2 separate regions of the Homo sapiens genome follow, and region 2 is linked to region 1. Evidence: read pairs that join two places in POLR2A ChIA-PET (ENCODE). Cell type or tissue: MCF 10A. All regions are shown on one strand. Links, peaks and the distances in the headings refer to the core of each region. The heading gives the core; the rest is flanking DNA.

Evidence for each region. Peaks named below come from ENCODE experiments on the same cell type or tissue, not always from the same donor. Only the 100,000 strongest peaks of a DNase experiment are listed, where the experiment ranks them.
Region 2: POLR2A ChIA-PET joins it to region 1 with 7 read pairs; 18 of 35 experiments call an interaction of 5 or more read pairs at or near these places.

The regions. Positions count from the first base shown.
Region 1 is chr16:568,525-574,369 of GRCh38, forward strand. NHLRC4 (NHL repeat containing 4) reads left to right here. Exons shown (of 2, transcript NM_001301159.2): 2 at 1-971. It overlaps PIGQ (phosphatidylinositol glycan anchor biosynthesis class Q), which reads left to right and starts at 1,444. Exons shown (of 11, transcript NM_004204.5): 1 at 1,444-1,572; 2 at 5,542-5,845. The coding sequence starts at 5,551. RefSeq lists silencers at 1,311-1,470, 1,541-1,760 and an enhancer at 2,391-3,285. In MCF 10A, for the core only: no CTCF peak of the experiment used is centred there; no DNase peak of the experiment used is centred there.
Region 2 is chr16:619,635-625,742 of GRCh38, forward strand. It overlaps RAB40C (RAB40C, member RAS oncogene family), which reads left to right. Exons shown (of 6, transcript NM_021168.5): 4 at 5,798-5,875. Among named protein-coding and RNA genes, the nearest start is that of WFIKKN1, 8.3 kb to the right of the region's middle. RefSeq lists an enhancer at 2,067-2,820. In MCF 10A, for the core only: no CTCF peak of the experiment used is centred there; a DNase peak (open chromatin) is centred at 2,737.

The DNA of each region.
Region 1 (5,845 bases), core at 429-5,428:
GCATTGCCTGCCTGATGCCAGCACCACCTGGGCTGGGCCCTGGGCTTGGCTCGAGTTCTCCTGCTGGTGAGGCTCCGGATCTCAGGAGCAGCCCTGAGTCTGCTTCCCAGGCTGCCCCTGCCAGGCCTGCAGCCTCCCCAGCCAGGGCTGCTCTCTGCTGTCCCCATTCAGTGCCCTGGCCCCTGCATTCATGCCCCCCACACCCCCTCAGGCCCTGTGCCTGGACTTTGGGGCTGGCAGCTGAAGCCTTGAGATCCTGGGCCAGCTGCCGGCACACAGCTAGGCAGACTCTCCCACCAGGTGCCCCTGCCCAGGCCTCCTAATCGGGGGCAGACAGGCAGGGAGGGTGTGGCTGGGCTGGGCTGGGCGGGGCGGCCTGGGGCAGGGGTGTGGCCCCTAAATGTCCCCAACCTCAGAGGGACCTAGAGTCCTGAGCCTCCAGTAGCTTCTCTGGGCCTGGCAGAGGTAAGGGGGAGGCAACCCTGGAGTGTCTGGAGGCCCATGGCTGGCTGAACCCTGGATGCCTTTTCTTCCGCGTCCCCATGAATGAAAGCTGTCTGGGCCTTCATTCTGCAGACAGGGACAAACAGCTCCATGCTGTTTGTCCTCCCAGTGCAGCCGTGCTGGGAGGGTCTGGGGGAGCTTCCTACAAGGAGAGACTCCTGCTGCTTTGGAAAACTGAGAAAAAATAGGGGTCTAACCCTCTCCTCCCATTTTACAAGTGGGGAAATGAGGCGTGAAAGGAGAGGCGTCTGGGTTACTCCGTGGGTCTGGGGTCCAGGGAAGGGCCTGTATGGGGGAGGGAGCTGGGAGGGGACGGTGTCTGGCTCTACCCCTGTGGGGTGGGGAGGTGGGGCTCCCCTGTATCACAGGACATCCCCCCTGAGAGGTCCCTCATATGTCTGGGTCCTGTGGGTGGGGGACTAACTGCGCAATGTAGTTAGGTGCTCAATAAACGGAGTTGCCGCTGAGGTCTGGGCTGGGGTCTTGTTCCTGGGATCGGGAGGGGCTGGACGCCTGTGTGTTCTCTCCTGACGATCGCTGGCGGCAGCCTCTGGGCTGGTCCTACCAGGGCTCAAAATTCCCGGCACCACTGGCCTTGGGGATCTGGGGGCGGCCCCTCTGCAGACAACAGAGTGACGGGGGCGGGACCGGGCTGGGGCTGGGGCCTTCCTGGAATCCCGCAGGGCCTGGGGACCTGTTCACTTGGGGAGGCTGGGAGCCAGGCGGGGTCCGGGTTCCACGAAGGCCAGGTCCAGTCAGTTTCTCAGGTGAGGAAACCGAGCTGACGCGGGGCTGGCGGCCCGGAGGCAGGCTCGGGAGGTCCGGGCCTGGGGACTGGGCGGGCACGCTGCGCCGCGGAACGCTCGGGTCGGGCGGGCGGGCGGGCAGCCCGGGCGCCTTTGGGGGCCGGACCGTCGCGCGGCAACGCGCGGAGCCGGCGGAAGTGGGGCTCGGGTCCCGCGGCGGGGCTGGAGGCAGCGAGCGCCGTCGTCTGCCCGGGCCCGCCCATCGGGGTCCCCAACCCCATCCGGACCCCGCCGCCCGAGCGCGCGGCCCCGGAAGCACCCGGTGAGCAGGGGGGGTGGGCGGCGCGCGGCGGGACCTCGGGCAGCGCCCCTGCGGCTCCGGGCCTGGGCTGGGGGCTCCGCACTCCCGCCCGCGGCGCCGCTGCTTTCTCCTCCCAGAAGTGGGGCCGCCCCCGGGCCCGCGCCGACCTGGGCCCCTGTGGACCCTGTGCAAGGGCGGTCGGCGGCCCGGGCCTGGCTGTGGGCCCTTCGCAGTTGTCCCGGTTTGCAGGAAAGGGCAAAAAACGGAATCGTAGGCTCTTCCCAAATGAGAGGGGAAGGCCCTGCTTGAGGAAGGCAAGCAAGTTTGTTTGTTTGTTTGTTTTGAGACGGGGTCTCACCATGTTGCCCAGGCTGAACTCGTGTTTGTTTTTCATTATTTATTTATTTTGAGAGGGAGTCTCGCTCTGTCGCCCAGGCTGGAGTGCAATGGCGCGATCTCGGGTCACTGCAACCGCTGCCTCCCGGGTTCCAGCGATTCTCCTGCCTCAGCCTCCCCAGTAGCTGGGATTACAGGTGCCCACCACCACGCCCGGCTAATTTCTGTATTTTTAGTAGAGACTTGGTTTCACCCCCATCGAGGCTGGTCTTAAGCTCCTGACCTCAAGTGATCCGCCCGCCTCGGCCTCCCAAAGTGCTGGGATTACAGGCGTGAGCCACCGCGCCAGGTTGGTGTTTATTTTTCAAACAAGGCGCTGGGAAACGCAAATTCTCCAGAGCTCTTGTGGAGCGGTGGCAGGGAGGGGCGGCTCAGCCAGAGATGGCCCTGGCCCGTCCTAACTGGGCTGGGGTGCCCCCATTCCCTCATTCACGGGGAGGAGAGGGAAGTCTTAGTCTTACTACTTTATATGGTCGACCTCCCTACCTGCCTGGTCTGGGAATGGCTTCTCAAGAGCACTCGGGCTCATTCTTAGCAGAGGAAGCTCTTCTGGCTAGCCTGGCGCCCGTGTGTGTGTGTGTGTGTGTGTGTGTGTGTGTGTGTGTGTGTGTGTGTGTGTGTGTGTGTGTGTGTGTGTCTGGCTAGCCTGGTGCCCGTGTGTGTGTGTGTGTGTCTGGCTAGCCTGGCACCCGTGGCTAGCCTGGCGCCCGTGTGTGTGTGTGTGTGTGTCTGGCTAGCCTGTGTGTGTCTGGTTAGCCTGTGTGTGTGTGTGTGTGTCTGGCTAGCCTGTGTGTGTGTGTGTGGCTAGCCTGGCGCCCGTGTGTGTGTGTGTGTCTGGCTAGCCTGGCAACCATGGCTAGCCTGGTGCCCGTGTGTGTGTGTGTGTCTGGCTAGCCTGGGACCCGTGGCTAGCCTGGTGCCCGTGTGTGTGTGTCTGGCTAGCCTGTGTGTGTCTGGTTAGCCTGTGTGTGTGTGTGTGTGTTTGTGTCTGGCTAGCCTGTGTGTGTCTGGTTAGCCTGTGTGTGTGTGTGTGTGTGTGTGTGTGTGTGTCTGGCTAGCCTGGCGCCTGTGTGTGTGTGTGTCTGGCTAGCCTGGTGCCCGTGTGTGTGTGTGTGTGTGTGTGTGGCTAGCCTGGCGCCCGTGTGTGTGTGTGTGTGTGTGTGTTTCCTCAGTCTTTAAAGATGCTCACGTTGCTTTCTCCCGTCCCATACCTCCTCTGCTATCGATCGCTTCTCTTTCATCTTCCTCTGGCTGTGTGATCCCAGCAGCTGCTAGTGCAGGCTTCTTTGTGCCGCCGACCGTCCCAGAGGCTGAGGTGGGAGTGTGATGGGCGTTTGCCCCACAGTACGTTGAGTTTTCTCTCACTACTCGACAGAGAAGAGTAGCTTCTGCCCTCCCATCTCCTTCGGTAGACACAAGGCACTTTTTTTTTTTAAGGTAAACTTTGTAGATGAAGCACAAAGAATACACACAAAGAAAGCGCACAGATCGTGAGCACGTAGCTCGGTGAATTTACCCAAAGTGAGCCCACCGCAGAACCAGCTCCCCCTAGAACATCTGTTTACTGTTAGACCCATTGTGTTTCTTTTCCGACGATATCTGTGGGCAGTTTTCCTTAGTCCCTGTGAAAGCTCTTCCCCAGCAGGGCGTGATGGGTCCCTGGGCTGAGCTGGTGTGAAAGGTGGGCTGTACTGGGTGGTCCCCTATGGTGGTCACACAGCCAGACACGCTGGGCCCCTTGCAGGCAGAATCACTTTGTCCCTCTCACGATGTCCTTGGTGCCTCACGTCAGCTGGCCTCCAGGCATCCACCCGCCGCCTGCCCTCTCTGACCACTGAGGAAATGGGCATTTGAGGAGTTCTGCAGCCTGACCCAGAAGGTCCCTTTTCAGCTAGAACCCACCGCCTTGAGTGACTGGATCCTCCAGCCCCAGTGCGGGCTGCCTGCAGGGGAGGAGAGCAGCTGCACCAGGGGCCTCTTAAGCCCCAGGCATTTCCGTGTGAGGCCTCTTCCAGAGCCCCTCCAAGCTTCGGGAGAGGACTTACAGGTCACACCACCCCGACGTGTGCATCCTGCTCTGTTCCCTCGTCCCTAAGGATGTGGTGGGCTCTGAGACCTCCAGGCATCCTGGTCTGTTCCCTCATCCCTAAGGGCGTGGTGGGCTCTGAGACCTCCAGGCATCCCACTCTGTTCCCTCGTCCCTAAGGGCGTGGTGGGCACTGGGACCTCCAGGCGTCCCGCTCTGTTCCCTCGTCCCTAAGGATGTGGTGGGCACTGGGACCTCCAGGCGTCCCGCTCTGTTCCCTCGTCCCTAAGGATGTGGTGGGCACTGCGACCTCCAGGCGTCCCGCTCTGTTCCCTCGTCCCTAAGGGCGTGGTGGGCGCTGGGACCTCCAGACCCAGGCTCAGGCCAAGCTATGTCCCTCCCTCGAGTGTGGCTCCAGCGTGGGGGGTCTCTGCTCAGGGTGGCCGCTCCACTCTTCGTGCAGGCGAGATGGGGCTTTCTGTGTCTGAGGAAGGCGAGCGGCCCAGCCAGCCGGCCAGTAGTGCCCCCACCGCTAGGGAGTCCTCCTGCCCTGTGGGGCCCCGCCAGGGAAGGCATCAGTGGAGAAGGAGCCCCAGCTGGCTGCATGGCTCCGCAGGGGCCTGTGAGAAAGGGGGAGGAGAGGCCCAGGGCCTGGGAACCGCGGTAGCTCAGGTGGCTTCCTACTCAACAGCCACCTTGGAAGGCTGGTGTCCCTCAGCCTGAGAGTGCAGGATGCAGTTTCTCCACACCTCCGGGACCTGTAAGCCTCTCTCTCCCCGTTTCTAGGCACCCATGTCGTTGGAGAAATATATCCTGGAGAGAAAATGCTCCCTGAGGGAGCCCTGCCCTGGGGTGGCTGTGGGGATGTCAGGGAGGGCCAGGCACTGCCGGGTGCCACCGTGGGCGGGGGTCAGAGTGGAGGCCGAAGCCCTGTGTGCCCTGAGCAACGAGGCAGGTCCTTCCTGCCCCCAGGGAGGGGCTTGTGGGAGGCAGGGACCTTCTGGGGGGCTGCCCGCCGTGCGCACGAGGTAGTTTCCACAGCCCAGCAGCACATCATTTTACATTTTCATCTTTATTCTTGCTTAATACGTGAATCATGGTTTGTCAAGGTTTCAATTGGCGTGACCTTGCTAATGAGATTGTACAGTTCTCCTCGTGCTACACCTTTAAGCACACCTCTCTAATCAGGTTTCTTAAAACTAAGAAGCCTGGAGTTCGGTTCGGCCCCACAGCCGCGTCAGGTGGTGCCGAGGAGGCCGTGCCCTGGGCCGGCCTGGAAATGGGAGGGCAGGCCTGGTGGCTGCATGTGCGTCCTGCCTCGTGCGGGTGGGGCTGAGCTGGGCCTGGGGTGGACTTGGGGCCAGCACTCTGGCTGCCCCTTGGAGAAGCATGGCCCACGCGAGGCGGCAGCCAAGGAGCCCTACGGCGTCCACCACCGAACTTGAAGCTGAGGTGCCCCGACCTGGGGCCCTGTGGCTGCACCTGTCAGGCCGTCTGTGCAACATCCCGCAGCCCACGGTGGGGGGGCAGCAGCAGCTCTGAGCCGAGCCTCTCCTCTTCTCTTCCAGCCTCCCGGCATGGTGCTCAAGGCCTTCTTCCCCACGTGCTGCGTCTCGACGGACAGCGGGCTGCTGGTGGGACGGTGGGTGCCGGAGCAGAGCAGCGCCGTGGTCCTGGCGGTCCTGCACTTTCCCTTCATCCCCATCCAGGTCAAGCAGCTCCTGGCCCAGGTGCGGCAGGCCAGCCAGGTGGGCGTGGCCGTGCTGGGCACCTGGTGCCACTGCCGGCAGGAGCCCGAGGAGAGCCTGGGCCGCTTCCTGGAGAGCCTGGGTGCTGTCTTCCCCCATGAGCCCTGGCTGCGGCTGTGCCGGG
Region 2 (6,108 bases), core at 693-5,692, 51 kb after region 1:
GGGCCAGTTCGTGAGCCTGGAGCCCCCCATGTGGGCCCAGGGAGGCCGCCTGGGTCTGGGTCTGGATCCTTCTTGGGGGAAGGTTCAGGTCTGTGCCATGCAGCTTCTGGCTCAGGTGGGTCCGCTCTGGGCAGGAAGCTGCCCAGGTGCGAGGGGGATGGACACTGGAGCTTCGTCCCATGGCAAGCTCATTTCCTTCCATTTCTACACTGAAGTGTAGTCGGTGTTGGATCTGATGTCTTCTACCTGCTGGCGGTGGGTGGGAAGGACGCCAGGGCGGGCTGGGTCGCACCCTGTCCTGGGAGTTCCCTCGGAGATGTTGGCAGCTCCCTCATGGGAGCAGAAGGGCCTGCAGGCTCCGTGCCATCCCTGTGAGAACTGGAGCAACATGGCCGTGATTCGTGGAGCAGGCAGGTGGAAGACGGGCAGGCTCAAGGATGCATTCCATGGGCCCTGCCTGCTATTGAAAGAGGAGTTGGGGCTGGTGCGGTGGTTCACGCCTGTAATCCCAGCACTTTGGGAGGCCAAGGCAGACAGATCACGAGGTCAAGAGTTGGAGACCAACCTGACCAACATGGTGAAACCCCATCTCTACGAAAAATACAAAAATTAGCCGAGCATGGTGGCGGGCGCTTATAATCCCAGCTACTTAGGAGGCTGAGGCAGGAGAATCGCTTGAACCCAGGAGGTGGAGGTTGCAGTGAGCCGAGATTGTGCCATTGCACGCCAACCTGGGCGACGAGTGAAACTCCATCTCAAAAAAAAAGGAGGAGCTGTGTGGGTGATTTACATCTACAAAAATGCCTTCTTGTCTTCCTTTTGCTTTTAAGTATTTCGTGATTTTTCTGCAATAAACATATACTATTTTGGTATTAAAAAATATGGGGCGCAGTTATGTTGGATGACAATAAAGGGTTGTTGGGGAGATACTGGAAAAGGCAGCAGGGAGGCTGAACCTGACAGGCTCCACTGCGGGCATCCCAGCCCCCCCCGACGGGCTCCACCGCGGGCATCCCAGCCCCCCCCCGACGGGCTCCACCGCGGGCATCCCAGCCCCCCCCGATGGGCTCCACCGCGGGCATCCCAGCCCCCCGCCGACGGGCTCCACCGCGGGCATCCCAGCCCCCCGCCGACGGGCTCCACCGCGGGCATCCCAGCCCCCCGCCGACGGGCTCCACCGCGGGCATCCCAGCCACCCCCCCCGACGGGCTCCACCGCAGGCATCCCAGCTCCCACACAGGGAGGTCTGTGGGACACGAGGCCAGTACAGTCGTGATTTCTGTTCAGCTGCATGAGAACTAAAAAAGAAAAAAGCAGTTCATAAGCTCTGCATTTGCCAGGCTGAGGTCCTGGAAAGCAAGCTCTGTTATCATCTCCGTGTTCTTTCCAAAGCATCTGGCACAACTGGTTATGTCTTTGTTTTGTCTTGTTAACTCTGGAAATTCTGAGCTGTCATTTTCCACATGCGAGGAGCAGGTTACAGACCCAGGTGCACATGTTGGTCCTGGGTTGAGGGTGCCAGGTGCTTCCTTGCCCCGGGAGAAGCACCTGAGTCTCCAGGCGGGCCTCTGACCGCCGTGACTGAGCATTTGGGCCACCCCGGGAGCCCAGCCCTGTCCTGTGTCTCTCCTGCCTGGTGAGCAGCGGTGAGGTGCGGGTGCATCCAGCCGAGGTGCAGAGCCCAGGTTTGCAGCAGGGTTTCTCCCGCCGCCCCTGATGAGACACAGACTAGCAAGGACTGTCTGTCCCAGCCGGGATTTGTCACTCTGCCTCCCTCCGTTAGAGAGTGGAGAGGCCTGGAAGGTCCCCGCGGCCTGGGTCTTGCAGATGGCACCAGCAAAGGCCACCGGCCACTCCCCGCTGCCGTCACCTGTCACACAGCAGCAGTCCCGCGGCTCTTCCCGCGAGGCCCTTCACGTGCCGCCGAAGGCCGGGCTCCCTAGACTTCATGGTCGTGTTTGCATATTCTGTTGCTGTGATCTGAGACGGCCCCTCTCAGAAGCGGGTGCCACAACCCGCTGGTGGGATGAGTGGGTCACCCAGGTGCAGGTCCCTTGGTGTGTGGAGGGTGGGGTAGGCTCCTTGTAACTGCAGTGTGGCTGACGGGATGTGCCATCCTGTTTAGCTGAGAATTTGGGGTCAGCGGGCTTAGTGCCAGGAAGGCTGTGGCCAAGTGCCATGTCTGCTTCAGGACAAAGGTGTGGATTTGTTTCCCTGAGAGGGGGTTTATGTGGAGCGTGGTACGGGAGGCACACGTGCTGCTGGCTTGTCGGCACACAGGTGGGCGGGTGGATGTGAGTGGGCGCGGCTTGGCAGTAGCTCCCATTTTACATGTCAGTTGCTCCTGGGCAGAGCCTGGGTGCAGGGATGCAGGAGGAGGGCTTCACTCTCGCTGGCTGTACCTTGGGAGCTTCAGCCACATGGGTGGAAGGGGCATGTGTTTGTCAAAATTCATCAAAATGTTCAAACCTCGGATCTTTGTATTTTGTGCTTTGTAAGTTACAGCTCAGTAAAAAATGATAGCAAAAAGGACACCCACTCTTAGGCCCAGCAGTTCTACTTCTGGGAATTTATCGTGTAGGTCGAGTTGATCAAAAAAAGGTGTAAACGTGCTCAGATGCATATTGCCACCGTTACCCAAGAGCTGGCGCAGTACCAGTTCACGAGCAGGCGGGGGTGCTGGGCCTGAGCTCAGGGCGTGCGGGTGGGAGCAGCGCCAAGTGCCTCCACCCCCTTGACCCCGCCCGCGAGGCATGAGCGGCACCGTGGACACGTCTGTAGACGCTGAGGAAACTGACTGTCAGGGCGGCTCCTAGAGGGGCCTAGAGCAGGGCGAGCGCGCGTCCTGACTCATCCCCTAGAGCACTCGCTCGTTCTTTTGTTTTGTTTTTTGAGACACGGTCTGGCTCTGTCGCCAGGCTGGAGTGCCGTGGCGCGATCTCGGCTCACTGCAACCTCCGCCTCCCGGGTTCACGCCATTCTCCTGCCTCAGGCTCCCGAGTAGCTAGAACTAGGTGTGCACCACCGCGTCCAGCTAATTTTTGTATTTTTAGTAGAGACGGGGTTTCACCATGTTGGCCAGGATGGTCTCCATCTCTTGACCTCGTGATCCGCCTGCCTCGGCCTCCCAAAGTGCTGGGATCGCAGGCGTGAGCCACGGCGCCTGGCCGAAGTCGCTAGTTTTTTAAAAATCAGATCAGTTTTAGAAAACAGAAGGCAGTGGAAGAGTCTGTTTGTCCCGTGCTCTGCCCCTTGAGACACGCAGCTGAGGGTGCTTAGGGTGCCGTTCGTTAGGCGGCTGCTGGTCACCGAGAGTCTCCTTTTGGTTTCTCACTCCGTGGTCATTTGGGTCCCTGCGGCCTCACTGTGACCCACGCCGGAGCAAGCCTCCGGGTCCTCCTGTGCCATCGCCCCTGCCCGTAACCCCTACTCCTCAGACATGGCCATCCCAGGAAGTGGGGGCCCGCTCAGGGCAGCAGCCGGGAGGTGTGGCCAGGGCCCCCCGCGTCACAGCACACTTGGAGCCTGAGGCAGCCCATCAGCCGGGAGGCGGGCCTTCTGCTCTCTTTCTAGAGTTTTCAGTGTCATGCGAATAGGGGTGTTTGCCACAGAAAACAGGTCAGCATCAAAAGTTACCCCTCTCCAGCCTTTTAGCATTTGTTTTATGTCCATATAAACTTCTTCAGTGTAATGTGTTGTGTGTTCATACTTTTATTTTTTAAAAATCATGCTGGGCCGGGCGCGGTGGCTCACGCCTGTCATCCCAGCACTTTGGGAGGCCGAGGTGGGCAGATCGGGAGGTCAGGAGATCAAGACCATCCTGGCTAACACGGTGAAACCCTGTCTCTACTAAAAAAAAATACAAAAAAATTAGCCGGGCATGGTGGCGGGCGCCTGTAGTCCCAGCTACTCAGGAGACTGAGGCAGGAGAATGGCGTGAACCCGGAAGCGGAGATCGTGCGGCTGCACTCCAGCCTGGGCGACAGAGTGAGACTCCGTCTCAAAAAAAAAAAAAAAAGAAATCATGCTGGGCTGGGCACAGTGGCTCACACCTCTGATCCCAGCACTTTAGGAAGTTGAGGCAGGAGGATCACTTGAGGCCAGGGGTTCAAGACCAGCCTGGGCAACATAGCAAGATCCCATCTCTAAAAAATGTTTAAAAAAACTTAGCCAGATGTGGTGGTTCACACCTGTATTCCCAGCCACTCAGGAAGCTGAGGCTCAGAATATCAGGCTGCAGTGAGCCATGATCGTGCCACTGCATGAACCCCAGCCTGGCTGACAGAGTGAGACCCTGTTTCAAAAAAAAAGAAAATGCCATCCGCAGTGCTGGGACCTGCGTTCTTACCTCACCTGGGTTGCACATCTCTCCTTGGCCAGCATGCACGCTTTTACATGCACTGCTGCTGTCTTCAGCATCTGCACGGTACATTTCACTGCCGCTTACTCAGCTGTCCCCTGAGGCTGGACATTTAATTTGTGTCTGGCTTGTCGTTGTTATCAGCGCCACTGTGACACACATCCTCAGTTACTTCTGAGTTGTGGGCTTGCCATGCGGGAGGTTGCCATGCGGGAGGTTGCCACTAGGGAGAGTGGGCTGTGTTGTACGCTTTGGTGGCCCACTCCCCAGTCTCTCCACCTCCCCCAGCAGCAAATGAGCCAGCCCCAGTCCCTGTGCCCCAACCTCCAGGGTTAACCCCTGGGTGTGCATTTGTTTATTCTGAATCTTATCATTTATCGCCCACCAGACTGACTTGGCCATCTCTGGCCTCGAAGGGTCTCCCTCAGCGAGAGGTGTCCTTCCTGAGCTGTCGCTCCATCCTGAGCAAGGCCTTCGCCCTGGGAGCTTAGTAATGTCAACCTTGTTCTAAACAGGACCTGGGGCTACACTTCAGTCTTCCAGATATCGAAAGATGGTTCTAAGAGGCTCTAAAAACCCTAATTTTCAGATGGACAGTGCCCTCTTCTTTCAGCCTCAGCCTCTTGTGTGATAGGCTCTTCCATTACGTGAAGGTTTTGTCAGCCTAGGAGTAGGGTGGATCACAGCTCATTGGCTGGATCTGGTTGCAGAATTGTAGGGTGGGAGTGGACGTTGGGGAGAGGCGGGCATAGGGGAATGGGCCTGTGATGTCACCGTTTCGCCCGACAGGGCTCTGAGTGTGAGCAGTGTGCTCCCCTGTGCTGCTGGAGAGCCATGACTGTCACTGCCGAGATATTTAGGGCAGGTGGAAACAGCCCAGAGCTGAGCTCCAAGTAATTGGTCTCTAAGGGATGTGGCAAAAAGTCCCCGTGGCAAAACCTGCTCTGCCTGGCTGGGGGAGCTTCACAGAAACTGTCCTGGAGGGACTGGCATTCTGCTCTGCAAGTTTTAGGTTGGAAAACTCAGAAATGCCCCCACTCAGCTCTGTCCCAGGTACTCCCGGGGGGATTCACTGATGGACTGGCCGAGAGGACACTTAGCTTCCACAGCTGCACGTCCCCCGGCTGCCAGAACCCCGCATCTGCCTGCCCAGGAAACTTCCACAGGCTGATGGCTCCAGGGGAGGGAGGGGAAGCGGCATTTCTGACACCATGGAAGGCGCCCACCCCCCTGCTGCAGTCCTGCCAGGTGAGGGCAGGGGTGAGGGGCAGGGCTGCACCAGCTCTGCCTGGAGGGCATGGCTCATCTGCCCATCCGCCAAGTAATAAGCATCCTTGGCCCTGCCCGGGAACTGAGGCCCCTGCACCTGAGCGTCCCTGGGCCTGGGCTGGCCATGCGTGTCAGTGACCCCTGATGACCCCCAAGTCTCTGTTGCAGGGGATCCTCTTGGTGTATGACATCACCAACCGCTGGTCCTTTGACGGCATCGACCGCTGGATCAAGGAGATCGATGAGGTAGGCCTGGGTCCGGGGAGCCCTCCCGGGGAAGGCAGGCTGGATGGAGGTACCTGGGCCCCGGGTAGGCTCTGGATTCCCGCCTGCCGCCCCTCCTGTGGCCCCGGCTCTGCACCCTGCACTGTCCCACGGCCTACGCCTGGGCATGCTGGTCACTGTGCACACGACAGTCGGGCGTGGAGCCCAGCAAGACCAGGAGCTACGGGGCCACCCGGAAGGGCTGCACTGTAGGG